Linked DNA regions of Homo sapiens: region 1 is linked to region 2. The links are chromatin contacts, found by Hi-C or POLR2A ChIA-PET in ENCODE. All regions are on one chromosome and are shown on one strand. Each heading gives the region's core, a stretch centred on a gene start or an enhancer-like site at or near the end of the contact. The rest is flanking DNA. Distances are from core to core; before and after follow the strand shown. Region 1 overlaps PIGU (phosphatidylinositol glycan anchor biosynthesis class U). Region 2 overlaps DYNLRB1 (dynein light chain roadblock-type 1).

Region 1 (6,423 bases), core at 675-3,174, 42 kb after region 2:
TGCATTGCAAGGGGCCTAGATGATACAGATGATTCTCAACTCCCGCTACAAAACAAAATCACGGCCGGGTATGGTGGCTCACGCCTGTAATCCCAGCACTTTGGGAGGCTGAGGCAGGTAGATCACCTGAGGTCAAGAGTTCGAAACCAGCCTGGCCAACGTGGCAAAAACCCGTCTCTACTAAAAATACAAAAATTAGCCAGGCATGGTGGCGGGTGCCTATAATCCCAGCTACTCAGGAGGCTGAGGCACGAGAATTGCTGGAAGTGGAGAGGCAGAGGTTGCAGTGAGCCGAGATTGCACCACTGCACTCCAGCCTGAGCAACAGAGCAAGACTCTGTCTCAAAACAAACAAACAAACAAACAAACAAAACAAAATGAAATCACACGGAGAGCCCTCAGACTAGTCAAAGTCTCTAGGGTGGGGTTCAGGCATCCATATGAGGTTTTAAAAGCTTCCCAGGTAATTCCAATATGCAGTCGAGGCTGCGAACCACTGGATTACAGCTGCAGCCCCTTACAGTCTGCAACAGAGATGCCACCCAACTGTGTCAAAAGGAGAATAATCAGGACACGGTAGTTCACAGTTCTTTGTAAAGCTGAATGTTTTCAAGTTACAGTTCATTCTTTATTGAGAAATGATAGGTATCATTTTGTTGTTGTCATTAAAAAGTCCTTCATTTTATAACATGGGGAAGAATGGCTGGTAGTTGATTGTTTTAATGTCTTCAGCAAAATAAAAAGCTGGCAATCTGTCACCCGAGTTTATTGAAACATTAGTGGTCTAAGAAATCCCACAATTTGGACACTGGCCTGGAGGGCTTGCAAGATCCTCTTTTCTAATCTGAAGTTTCTCAATTCTGGGTTTTCAAAGATGAGAGGCCAAAACCCTGACTCAAGCCTCCTGAGACCTCCCAGGAACAAGGAGTCTTGCAAAGGGACGTTTTCACTGAGAATTACTATTATTATTAAACCATGTTACTACCTCAAGAAGGAGAACAAATGCTTCCCACTCCTCTAACCCAACATCACTATGTACATTTCTCAGTGGTTCTTTCTGATCCCCTGGAAATTATTTTGCTGAAAAGAATACAGACTATTCCCAAAATAAAATGTTTGCAGCCTGCCAGACCAGGTGGTTCTTGTTCTGTGCCTCCAGCCAGGGACACAGATTTCAGACAGGGTGACAGGAAGGAAACCAAGTGCAAAGAGACGAGAGAAGCTCACTGGCAGCCTCTGGGTGCTATCTCGAAGGGCTGCAAAGATACATTCCCATGCGGCTAGAGAACCATCACCAGCATGCAGTTGGCTTCTGGCCTGTGGTGACCTCTGCAGGAATGGGGAGCTGCTATTCACTCTTGCTGGCTGACAGGCCAGAAGATTAAAGCTATATATGCCAGAGCAGATGGAGCTGGAGACCTGGGGTACGGGACAGCTTGTTCCAGGCATCAGAAAGCGTCAGAGGTGACCAGGGCCTAACAAGGTGAAAGGCTTCACCCTTCATCAGACTTGCGAGGCCAGATGGAATCAGGTTCCCCACCACATTCACTGGGTGGCTTATCCAATCTCTGGCACCATGATTGATGAACTGGAACTTCAGGCAAGCCACTTTCCCTTCAGAGCCTCAGGCATTCGGAAAGAAAATCTCACCTGAAAAATCCAGTCCAATCAGAAGGGGAACAGGGGGGATTTGGGGACTTCAAAGGCCATGGTGATATTCCCTTTCTTAAACGAGGTGCCAAAACACGTGGGAATATATTTTATCATGATTCTTTATATGTATATCTATCAACATTCTTTTATCGCTATACAATAGTAATAAAAACAAAACAAACACACACACAAATCCAGCCCTTTGGTAACTGGCTCCTTCTGCTGTACCATGCAGGCTGGCATGGGTTCTGCCAGCAGGCTGTTCCCTAACACCACAATTGTGCGTCTGTATGACTCATCCAAGCTCCAGAGAGTCCAGCGTCTGGGACCTACACTCAGGGAGGGGCCACGTTCCTTTTCTCCTCTCCACTGCACAGGAAAACAGAAAGGTGAATGTGGGAGCATGCATGTTAGCGCTGACAGCTAATGTTTAAATGGAATTCCTAGCCACATTAAATATATTCAACGTAGGCTTAAACACGTCTCAACACATACATCCCACTCATAGGTCCTAAGGACCAGGGCTGATGCTGCTCCCAGCTAATAATGATTCACAGTTGTCAAGCCCCAAGCAGGTTCTCCAAGCACGTGTACTCCCTGCTGCAGGAGCAGTGAAGCAAAGGTGGACAGCTACTGTTCTCTGCAGGATCTTCAGACAACCTGAACCTGCAGACTATGTGCCCTGCCAGCCAGCAAAAGCAACTATTAGATCATTCAGGTTTCTGGAAACCCCATCCTTCTTCTTTGTGCCTCCTCACCCCAGAGGGCATAAAATAGTTTATTCGTCTTGAAAAATATGTTTATTCTGATGACTCTGGCTACCAAGCCCGAAGCTCTGATCACGGAACTATGTGAGAGACTCCCCTGCATAATTATTACTCACGATACTAACTGCAGTGCTATTTACAGATATTCTTTCTCAAACTTAACACACTCATGAGTTATTTTCTTTATTTGATTAATGGAAAAATCAGATGCTCAGAAAGGTTAAATGATGTGCCTAAGAACACATGGGGCTCGTAATGGCAATGCCAGGAATCGGAGTCAAGTGACTCTCCAGACTGCTCAGCAAATGGGATGAAAGACAGTCACTGAGAGAGAAAGAGTGCCCAGTGTGGGATGGGCAACCACAAAAATCCATTCTACATTCTTGAAATCCACTATCACAAACTGAGGCATGTCCATGTTTTGGTGGTCTCATGGTTTGTCACTGGCCACTCTGCCGAGGGGCCCCAAGCTGACTCTCAACCTGCTGGACTGGGTGACTCTTGTCTGTGCAGAGAGGATGTCACCACAGAAGACACTGCTTCCTCCTCCCAGTCAGGCCAGATGGGTCACAGCCCCACTAGGCCATCACCTGCAGGCGTAGCCCTGGCTCAGCTGCCCACACCACTGTTTACCTTCACTCAGAGGCACACTCCTATAGGTAGGCTGCTTCCCACAGCTAGTCAGTTTCACTTCCTGGTTGACACCCAAAACAACAACAAAGATTCACTTCCTCTGAAGCCTGCACTCCCTAGTTCATTCTTGACACCTTGCTGGACACCCACAGCAGGCAAGGAAAGTTCAACAGCTCCCTTCCATGCCTCGTTTAGAGAATCAGGTGGTGCTGGGCCACTGACACTGCCTCTTTATTGGGGAGGTTTAAAAACCCGCTCCACAAATGTTTGCAAGGTCTTCTATGTGTCAGCTTCAGTCCTGAGTGCTGGGGACACAAAGGTGAATGAGTTGTGATATCTACCCTGACGGAGCCCCCAAACAATGAAAAGAACCCACCATAGAGGGCTAAGAGCACTGGGGGCCTAGGCAGCACAGATAGGTCACCACTAAGCCACCTCTGAAGAGGGGATGGTTAGAGCTTAGAGGGGTTGTCACAGTGGGCAGGGAAGTCTAACTTTGCCCCTCTGCCTTCTAGTAACCTTTGGGTGCAGCGCTGGGGAATGGTTCAAAGCCCAGGGCATAGAGTTCTGCTGTCTAGTATGGTAGCCTAGCTACATGTGGCTTCTGAAATTTAAATTAAAAATTCAGGTTCTCAGGCACACAAGTGGCTAGTTACCCTATTGAACTGTGCAGACAGAGGACTTTTTCATCATCATAAAGCCCTGCTGGACAGCACTGGGTAGGGGTTCACAGATCTGGATTCCAATCCCGGCTCTTCTAATTAGAAGTCACGTGACTTTGAATGAGTGGCTCTACCTTTCTGTACCTCAGTTTTCTCATCTGCAAAACGTGGATACTTACCTCAAAGGCTGGTGTGAAGATCAAATGAGCTAATTAATGCATGTAACACTGTGAGAGCCACAGTGGCCAGGTACACAGTAAGTGCTCAATAAATGGCAATTATTTTTATCATCACAAGTCCGCGGCACCTGGAAGCAGATATTGTGCTTCATGCCTCTGCTCCCCTCCTAGTGCTGCCAGCATAACAGGTGCCTGGTAAATGCCTATGAATTCCTTTTCCCTGCAGCAGTCTCATCCAGGCCCAGGCTGACACAAATCTGTGGCAGAGGCGGGAGTACTCACATCTGTAGAGATGGTTCCACACGGGGAAGAAGGCCATGTAGAGCGCCACGTCCCCCACTGTCGGGTAGGACTTAAAGATGGCGATGACAGCGATCTGGATAAACATGAAGAAGATGGGGTGCTCCCTGGGGCAGGGCAGGGGAAAGAGAGAGAGAGATGAGTCAGGGACCAGGCCTACCCTAGAGACTCCTGACTCCATCCTTTGAACCAAAAATAATCCTCAGGGGACTTCAGGAAGGGGCTGGCTCTGCTATCCACAAGGCATGGGCCAGGCCCCAGTAGCAGAGCAGAAAACTGCAGGGACCCAGAAATACCCAGAGGTGGTGAGGAGGGCCTGGCAAACACTAGGGAAACAGCCCACAGAGACATTTCCCATCAACAGTCCCCCTCTGCCTCTGCCAGCTCTGGGCCTTCCCCTAGGAGCCACAGAGGAAGAAAACAAATGAAGTCAGCATTCTTTATGACTGGGCTTAAATGACTGCTTGGCAGGATAATTAGGCAGCCTCCCTTGCCAGAGGCCCCTCTGACAATTGGACGCAAGGCAGGAAGTGCCTCCTTGCTGATGCCTTTTTTCTCTAACAACATGGTCAGCAGGGTCTACAGACCCATAGTGCGATGAACTTCTTTCCAGGAAGAGAACTGTGAACTGCACAGAGCTTTTCAGTTCTTAAGGGCTGGGACTATTCTTGTTAACTTAAACTAATAGCAGTTTCAATTATTATTTTAACCTAATAATAAGTGATAGCAATGGGTATCCTCTCCTGAACTCCCTCTGTGTAAAGTCCTTTTCCTGCATCCTCTCACGTGATCCTCACCACATCTCAACCACCCCTCAAGGCAGGCAATCCTGGGCCAGGCGCAGTGGCTCACATCTGTAATCCTAGCACTTCGGGAGGCTGAGGCAGGAGGATGGCTTGAGCCCAGGAGTTTGAGACCAGCCTAGGCAACATAGTGAAATCTCATCTCTACAAAAAATTTAAAAATTAGCCGGGTGTGGTGGCATATGGCTGTAATCTCAGCTATTCAGGAGGCTGAGGTGGGAGGGTTGCTGGTGCCAGGAGGTTGAGGCTGCAGTGAGCCATGATCAACCACTGCACTCCAGCCTGGATGACACAGTGTGAGACCTTGTCTCAAAAAGAAAAAAAAAAAGTAGGCAATCCTCTCACCTGTACTTCACAGATGAGGAAACAGATTCAGAGAAGTGCACTGACTGAGTAGGTTAGTAAGCGATGGAGTTGTCTCCAGAGCTCTTAATCACGCCCAATACCATTCTCCTGAGTGCTGATCACACTTCCAAGCTCTGGTCAGGAGAGAGTTGGGGGACAGAGCTCAATCTCGGTGCCCCTCCGAGAGCTGACCAAGTGCTAAAGGGAAGCCAACAGGGAGAGGCTGGATCTATACCCTCCTCAGCTACATTTCAACCACATGCACATGGCCTACTTCTGCACAGTACCTAGATGCCTAGCCCATGAAGGTTTTCTTCAGAGATTAATGACCTTTTTGTCTTGCAGGTCAAAGGTCAGGGTGACTCAATGGGTATGAATCTGAGATGTGCAGACAAACATGTCCACACCCAGAATGCTCCAGTGCTGCTGTGCAGCAAGTGCCTCAGAAACGCAGCTTGGCAAAGGCGTGCAGCCCTGTAGCCTCTAAGAAGCGTCCAGCTATAGCTCAGTGTGAACATCTTCCTAAACACAATCCACATCACTGGCTTCAGGCTTTTCAGGTAGCTGGTAACAACGGCAACATTTCTATGAAAAGGCTGGTGAAAATGCGGTGACAAAAAAACAGACTACAGCCTCCTGCAGCACTGCACAGGGACTGGGGTGGCCTGAAGGGCCCTGTTCCTACAAAGCTGGCACTGGAAACAAATCTTGCAGGGGGCAGGAGAGCTTAGGTAGAGCTTCATACCCAGGCAGAAGAGAAGACAGCAGGGAGAGCAGGTCTCTTCATATTTTCTGTCCCCACAACTGTGTGGGCCTGGCTTAGGTCATAAAATGGTGACATTATTGCCTAGCCAGGAGCAATGTGTGGCTTTGCATGCAGACAATAAAAGCTGCCGGAGAGCTGGCTGCACGGCCAGTGCGGAAAGGTGCCCTGGGATCCCTGCTCCTCTTCACCCCATGGCTGGGCCTAACCGGAACAAGGACAGGGAAGGTGGACCACAGACAGCTGGAGAGCTCAGCTGGGCAAGGCTGCCAGAGTTCCGGAGCCTGCCAGGCCATGGAAGGAGGGTGTTCTGTCAGA
Region 2 (6,503 bases), core at 3,575-6,074:
AGCCCAGGACCCTATTAATCTGGTCCATAGCTGCCCAGCCTAGGACACGACTAAAGGCATTCATCAGACTGACTTGCTGGGTGGCAAGAAACTGGCCCAGTCTTGTTTTCTTAGGCCCCCAGGAATGCGAGGGTGGGCAGAAAGAGTCGTGGTGGCTCCTACCCCATCGCCGCCCCATCGTGGTTAGATTATAATGGACGCATTCATTACTGCCATCCTCAGGAAGCTTCAACTGTAGAGCAAGGCTTTGCGGGGCCCTGCCATGCACATTGTGGCCATCCAGGAGCCAGCAGCAACCCTGGTGATCTGGTCATCTTGTCTCTTACAGACAAGTGATGACTGCAACCTGTTCTCCTGACTTGACTTGGCTCAAAAAGCCTCTGCGACTCACCTGCTTCTTTTGCCACCATGTCCTCTTCTGCCCACCCTCACATTCCTGGTGCCCTAGGATGACAAGATTGAGCCAGTTTCTTTACCACTCAGCCAGTCGGCCTGATAACTGCCTTTGGCCGATCCCTAGACTGAGCAGCTGTGGGCAGGATGAGCAGGGTCCTGGGCCCCAAAGCTGGCCACTTCTATGTGAGGAGCTACTTGTGCCACATTCCTCAAGTGCCTGTCAGCTGGCGGGCTCTTGGGGTCCCATGGATGGAGTCTTCTGCTCATATGTCACAGGCAATTCACAGGCACCTGCTGGCCCAATCATGACCTGCGGTGGCTCAGTGTGAGCCGCATGCCTCACCTCTGTGACAGTAGGCACCGTCCAGTGAATAAGTCCACTTAATGGTTCATCTCAAGGAAACAGTCCTCAAACAAAAGGCTTGGTATACGGTGATGTTCACTGCCCAGTTAATTATACTGGTAACAAACCCAGCCCCTAAGTAGCCAACAGTAGGGGCTGGGGAGGTCTGTGGACCGCTCACCTAGTGGGCTCTTTGAAAGAGATAGCAGTGCTGTTTACAAAGGGTCAACATGTTCCATGTTTCTGTGCCTGTTGTACAAACATAGAAACATGCTTTAACTTGGCACGGCCATGTGGACAGTGTGTTTATAGCTGCTACCCAAGCCTCCCTTGGGTGGAAATCATGATGGTTATGTCCCAGCACAAGCTGACTTTTTCTCTTCTACTTTTTAGTGTGTAGAAGTTTGTGGCCGGGCGCGGTGGCTCACGCCTGTAATCCCAGCACTTTGGAAGGCCGAGGCGGGTGGATCATGAGGTCAGGAGTTCAAGACTAGCCTGGCCAGTATGGTGAAACCCCGTCTCTTCTAAAAATACAAAAATCAGCCAGGTGTGGTGGTGCGCGTCTGTAGTTCCAGCTACACAGGAGGCTGAGGCAGGAGAATCACTTGAACCTGGGAGGCGGAGGTTGCAATGAGCCGAGGTTGCACCATTGCACTCCAGCCTGGGCGACACAGCAAGACTCCATCTCAAAAAATAAAATAAAATAAATAAAAGAAGTTTGTAAGGCAGGGTGCGATGGCTCACGTCTGTAATCCCAGCACTTTGGGAGGCCGAGGTGGGCGGATCACCTGAGGTCAGGAGTTCAAGACCAGCCTGGCAAACATGGTGAAACCTTGTCTCTACTAAAAATACAAAAATTAGCTAGCTGGGTGCTGTGGCACGCGCCTGTAATCCCAGATACTTGGGAAACTGAGGCAGGAGAATCACTTGAACCCGGGAGGCAGAGGTTGCAGTGAGCCACTGCACTCCAGCCTGGGCAACAGAGCAAGACTCCGTCTCAAAAAAAAGAAATTTGTAAAAGCGCTTCCTGGTTTCAATTCTAAGCACTATGAATGAGAGTCTCTCTTTTTTTGGACAAAAAAATAAAAACCTGATTTTGTTAGTTTTTTAAATCTGTGTCCCTGCATGAATCAGAGCTAGTCTCTCCTTTTACTGCTGGGAACCAATCAGCCCTGGGAAAGGAACCCAGGAGTGAGCCAGCAGGCCTGCATGTGAATCCTGGCCCCACTGTGTGACTACAGACAGGTCGCCTCATCACTCAGAGCTCCTGTTGCCTCATGGGCGAATGAGATGGTGTTGCCACCCACAGAGTAGTTCTAGGGCATGGCACTGGCATGCTTCGGGTGCTCAGCACCATGCCTGTCACATAGCAAGCCCTCTGCGGATGGTGGCATTGACTGAGAACTGCTATTCCAGTTCTCCCCAATTAGGGGTGTGGGTGGGAGCTCGGCAGAAGGGGCTCCACATCCTCTCAGTCTCCGTCTGCTCTCCCCTCAGGCATTCCCATCAAGAGCACCATGGACAACCCCACCACCACCCAGTATGCCAGCCTCATGCACAGCTTCATCCTGAAGGCACGGAGCACCGTGCGTGACATCGACCCCCAGAACGATCTCACCTTCCTTCGAATTCGCTCCAAGAAAAATGAAATTATGGTTGCACCAGGTAAGGGGTCTTCTACCTCCCCATGTAGGAACAGACCTCATGGCACATTCTCTGTGGCTCATCAGGAGTCCTGGCACAGTGGTGTCTCCAGAGGATCCAAGCAGGGCCCGAGGAGTTGAAGGAATTGGGTTGTTGCCTCACTGCCTAGCCAGCCTCCAGCTGGTGTCCCATAGCAGATCCTCCCAGGGACCGGCCCCAGAGGGTAACCCCAGTCTCCTGAGATAGACAGACACGTGAGCATCATGTGTGTCTCCCCTTCCTTGATAGGAGAAAACTCAAAGGCATTTGGGACATAGAGGAGGGTGTGGCCAGGCCTGTCTGGGGCTGTCTGCAAAAGCTTCCCAGAAGAGGGGACACTGGAGCTGAATCTTAAGGGCACCAGGAAGCAGTGTGAGCAAGGCGGAGGGGCGGAAAGCCACGTTTGGAAGAATATTCAGTGATTCTTCTCCAAAATGTAAAGCAAAAGTACTGTATCATTTTATCCTTGAAAACATGTTCTCTGCCCACTTGTAAAGGCCAGGCCTGTCTTTAGGCCCCTTACAGCCAGCTTTTCCTGCCGCACGGGAGCAGATTGCTTTGTTTCCTTTACGCGAGGTGCTTGCCTTGCATTTGGGGGCTCTGTGGTGCAACCAAGGCCTGTGTTTAGTCCTTAGGATCATTCTCAGGGTGAGGAGATGCTCATTCTGGGAGGAGCCCACAAGGATGGGAGCACAGGAGCGAGCAACAGAGCCACATCTCCTGCCCGGCTCCCTCGCTCTCACTCATGGACTGGGGTGGCAGGCAGAGCCTCCAGGGCCGTCTTTGCATTATTACTTTTTTCTCACTCTGCTTTTTCTTGGCTGAGCCACATAGTTGAGTGTGCGTGCGTCACGTATGCGCGTGATGGTGCACTCCCGCTGCAGTGCCGCTTATCTAGGGCATCAGGATGTGAGTGGGGAGGAGTGGGAGGTGAGGCTTTGGTCCAGTTTAGAAGGGGCCACAAACACCTAACTCAGTTGCATGGACTTGATCTTGCAAGCAGAGGTTTTTAGGGCAGGAGGTGATAGGATTATGATTAGGACCTGGATAAAGGAAGGCAGTGGGGGGTCTGGGGACACTGAATGCTCTGGACTGGCAACACAGAGGGCAAGGAGGCTGGCCACAGAGTTCTGAGGTAATTTGATGGGAGGTCAGCCACTCCCTGCAGCAGACCAGCATAGGTTCTGTCACCAGGCCTGGAAGGATGGGCAGGAAAGAACTATAGAGCCAGTCACAGCAGCCCACAGGCTCCCTGGGACACTCCCTAGAGGGGTGGGGACAGAGCAGTTCAGTCACAGAGAAGAACATAAGAATAACTCCAGAGTCTATTATTCCAAAATCACGCTTCTGTGTGTAATGCCTGATCCATCGGGGAGAAAAGACTGCAGGAGGCACAGAATCTGTTTTCCCAGCTTTGCTTCCCACAAGCATGACCCTGGGCAAGTCGCAGAACACCTGCAAATCCACATCTGTAAAGTGTCGAGTAGGGGACTGTGCTGTGCTGATGTCCTGAGCCACCCTGCCTGGTTGAGTGTGTTGACCTGGGTTGGGGGAAAAAGCCTTGGAATCAGATTTAAACTGCAGTTCCTCCCAGGTTGTCATGTTGTGTGACTGCAGAGGACAAAGCTTCACTCCCCAAAAGTCGGGCCGGGATGGAGCGCAGTGGCTCACGCCTGTAATCCCAGCACTTTGGGAGGCCAAGGCAGGCGGATCACAAGGTCAGGAGTTCAAGACCAGCCTGACCAACATGGTGAAACCCCGTCTCTACTAAAAATAAAAAAATTAGCTGGGCATGGTGGCGCACACCTGTAATCCCAGGTACTTGGGACGCTGAGGCAGGAGAATCACTTGAACCCAGGAGGCGGAGCTTGCAGTGAGCTGAGATCGCGCCACTGCACTCCAGCCTGGGAAACAGAGTGAGACTCTGTCTCAAAAAAAAAAAAAAAAAAAAAGTTGGGCCGGGAACAGTCCCCCTGCTCACCCTGTGCACAGCAGACCTTGTGCTCCCCAGTGGCCCACTGGGAGTTCAGGGTATGGGGGAAGGGAGCAAATTACTTGGTCTCCAAATCAGACAAATTCTCCACAGACAGTGTCCCTTGGCATAAAGCTCCTGAGAATGTCTCCTCTGGAAGGACAGTGTCATCTGAAAGCTCCTGGCCATTCAGGTCTCAACTTGGCAGCGGCAGCGTCTCCAATTTGGCCCTGAAGACCCACAGGCATTCAGAGCCCATGACTGTGGTTGGTGCTTGAGTCCAGAATGGGCAGCTCCCAAGTAGGGGGTTCTCCTTGGGGTTCACAGGCCTGGAGATCCCACAACCTTGTCAGTGGAGGAGGATGAGGTGGCCAGTCCCTCACCTTGGCAGCACTGCAGGGGGCGCCCGTGCTCTCAAGTCACACTGTCTCTCTCCCACACACATGCGGCGCTGTGCTGGAGGACGGTGGCGCGCTGAGCTTGTCTTACAGAGCATGCTTCTTTGGCTCAGCCTCACTGCTGCCACTCAAGTCCTTCCTCGTCACCAAATGCTTACCTGCATTTTTAAGGCCATCTACTCCACTTGAGAGTAAGTTCTATGAGGGCAGGGGCTTGTAAGCACATAGTAAGCATCTAGCAAATATCCATTGATTAAATAAATGAATGACTCTGTAAACCTCCCTCCACTGCTGACACCCCACTGATATGGGTCAGAAGTGGGGTCAGCAGTGGGGACGGGGTCAGGGATGTCTGTGGGGCATAGTTTTAGGATGAAAACCAGTGATTTGACACTTTGACATACCCACTTTTATGTGGCCAAGAAAAAATAATTGGGTTTTGGTGCCAGAACTCCTGTGGTCAGGAGCCACCACGCAGAGCCTAGGAGGCCCTGGCGCTGAATTGCCTCAGGATGGCTACAGAACACAGGACCCAGGGGTGGCCACAGGCGTAGAGCAGGCCTGGCTGCTGCTGGAAGTGCCCGTTTGAGACTGTAGTTAGCACCCTACACATCGTGGGCAGCCTGGAGCAGCCTGGCCCGGGAGGGAGATCCATGCCTTCCCACCTGCCTGACCTGACCCCATCCAGCTGAGGTACTGCTTCCCAGGCTGCAGACAGCAGCAGGTGTTCCAGACAGTGTGGCTCTCCACATGTGTGCCACATTCACCCCACCCTGGCCCAGAACCGCCCACGTGAACAGGCTTTTTTTTTTTTTTTTTTTTGAGACAGGGTCTAGCTCTGTTGCCCAGGCTGGAGTGCAGTGGTGCGATCATGGCTCTCTGCAGCCTCAGCCTCCCTAGTATACTGCTGGGACCACAGGCATGTGTCGCCACACCCAGCATTTTTTTTTTTTTTTTTTTTTTTGGTAGAGACAGGGTTTCACTATGTTGCCCAGGCTGGTGTCAAACTCCTAGGCTCAAGCGATTCTCCCACCTCAGCCTCCCAAAGTGCTGGGATTATATGCGTGAGCCACCATGCCCGGCCAAGACATTTTAACACAAACTTTTGTTAGCTGGACATGGTGGCACCAGTATTCCCAGCTACTCGGGAGGCTGAGGCAGGAGGATCGCTTGAGCCTGGGCAGTTGAGGCTGCAGTGAGCCATGATCACGCCACTGCACTCCAGCCTGGGCAACAGCGAGACCCAGTCTCAAAAAACAAAACAAAAAAAACAGACTTCTAGTTTTCACTTATTAACTTCACTAGTATTAAAGCTGAGGTAACTAACTCAGCCTACACAACCTTCAACACACACTACCTCTCACAAAGCACCTGAAGTGGTATTGTTGCATTTAGGGCTTGATGATTTGGAGTAAAAGACACTGATGTTACCGATTGTGCCTATTTTTATCAGTGGCTTGTTAATTATTTCTGTTTTCATTAGTGATTTTTATGTATGCAGATTGGTTAGCCATGAAACTGTTAGTCACTTCATTTCTGTTTCTTCCCTGTTGCAACAGCCCATCTTCGTGGGAAGAACCAAGCTTTAGGCTTGGCTCTGAACAGCCACAAAGTGACTTGGCTGAGGTCCTGCCATTTCGCTCATGCTCAGCAGGGGGCAGCAGACCAGGGCAGTTCAGAGTATGGGGTCAAACCCAGGTCCCTGTCCCCA

What was found. A loop is a pair of places that touch in the nucleus more often than their neighbours do. ChIA-PET counts read pairs that join two places held with the same protein, here RNA polymerase II (POLR2A). Pooled maps may share reads with other maps.
Region 1: a pooled map shows a loop between it and region 2 (7-fold over the local background). The contact joins two enhancer-like sites. A Hi-C loop is called at or near these places in 3 of 168 maps with a recorded cell type or tissue (PC-9, cardiac septum and endothelial cell of hepatic sinusoid), 1 of 37 single-sample maps with no recorded cell type and 9 of 50 pooled maps. POLR2A ChIA-PET finds 5 or more read pairs at or near these places in 6 of 52 experiments (AG04450, BJ, H1 and 3 more).

What each region holds. Positions count from the first base shown.
Region 1 is chr20:34,577,372-34,583,794 of GRCh38, forward strand. It overlaps PIGU (phosphatidylinositol glycan anchor biosynthesis class U), which reads right to left. Exons shown (of 12, transcript NM_080476.5): 10 at 4,177-4,301. Among named protein-coding and RNA genes, the nearest start is that of MAP1LC3A, 22 kb to the left of the region's middle. RefSeq lists enhancers at 5,824-6,325, 6,326-6,423. Within about 2 kb of position 1,925, at least 13 of the 41 ENCODE cell types and tissues checked have a DNase peak (open chromatin) inside an H3K27ac peak, as active enhancers do.
Region 2 is chr20:34,532,392-34,538,894 of GRCh38, forward strand. DYNLRB1 (dynein light chain roadblock-type 1) reads left to right here. Exons shown (of 4, transcript NM_014183.4): 3 at 2,237-2,404. Among named protein-coding and RNA genes, the nearest start is that of DYNLRB1, 19 kb to the left of the region's middle. RefSeq lists a silencer at 6,357-6,466. Within about 2 kb of position 4,825, at least 2 of the 41 ENCODE cell types and tissues checked have a DNase peak (open chromatin) inside an H3K27ac peak, as active enhancers do.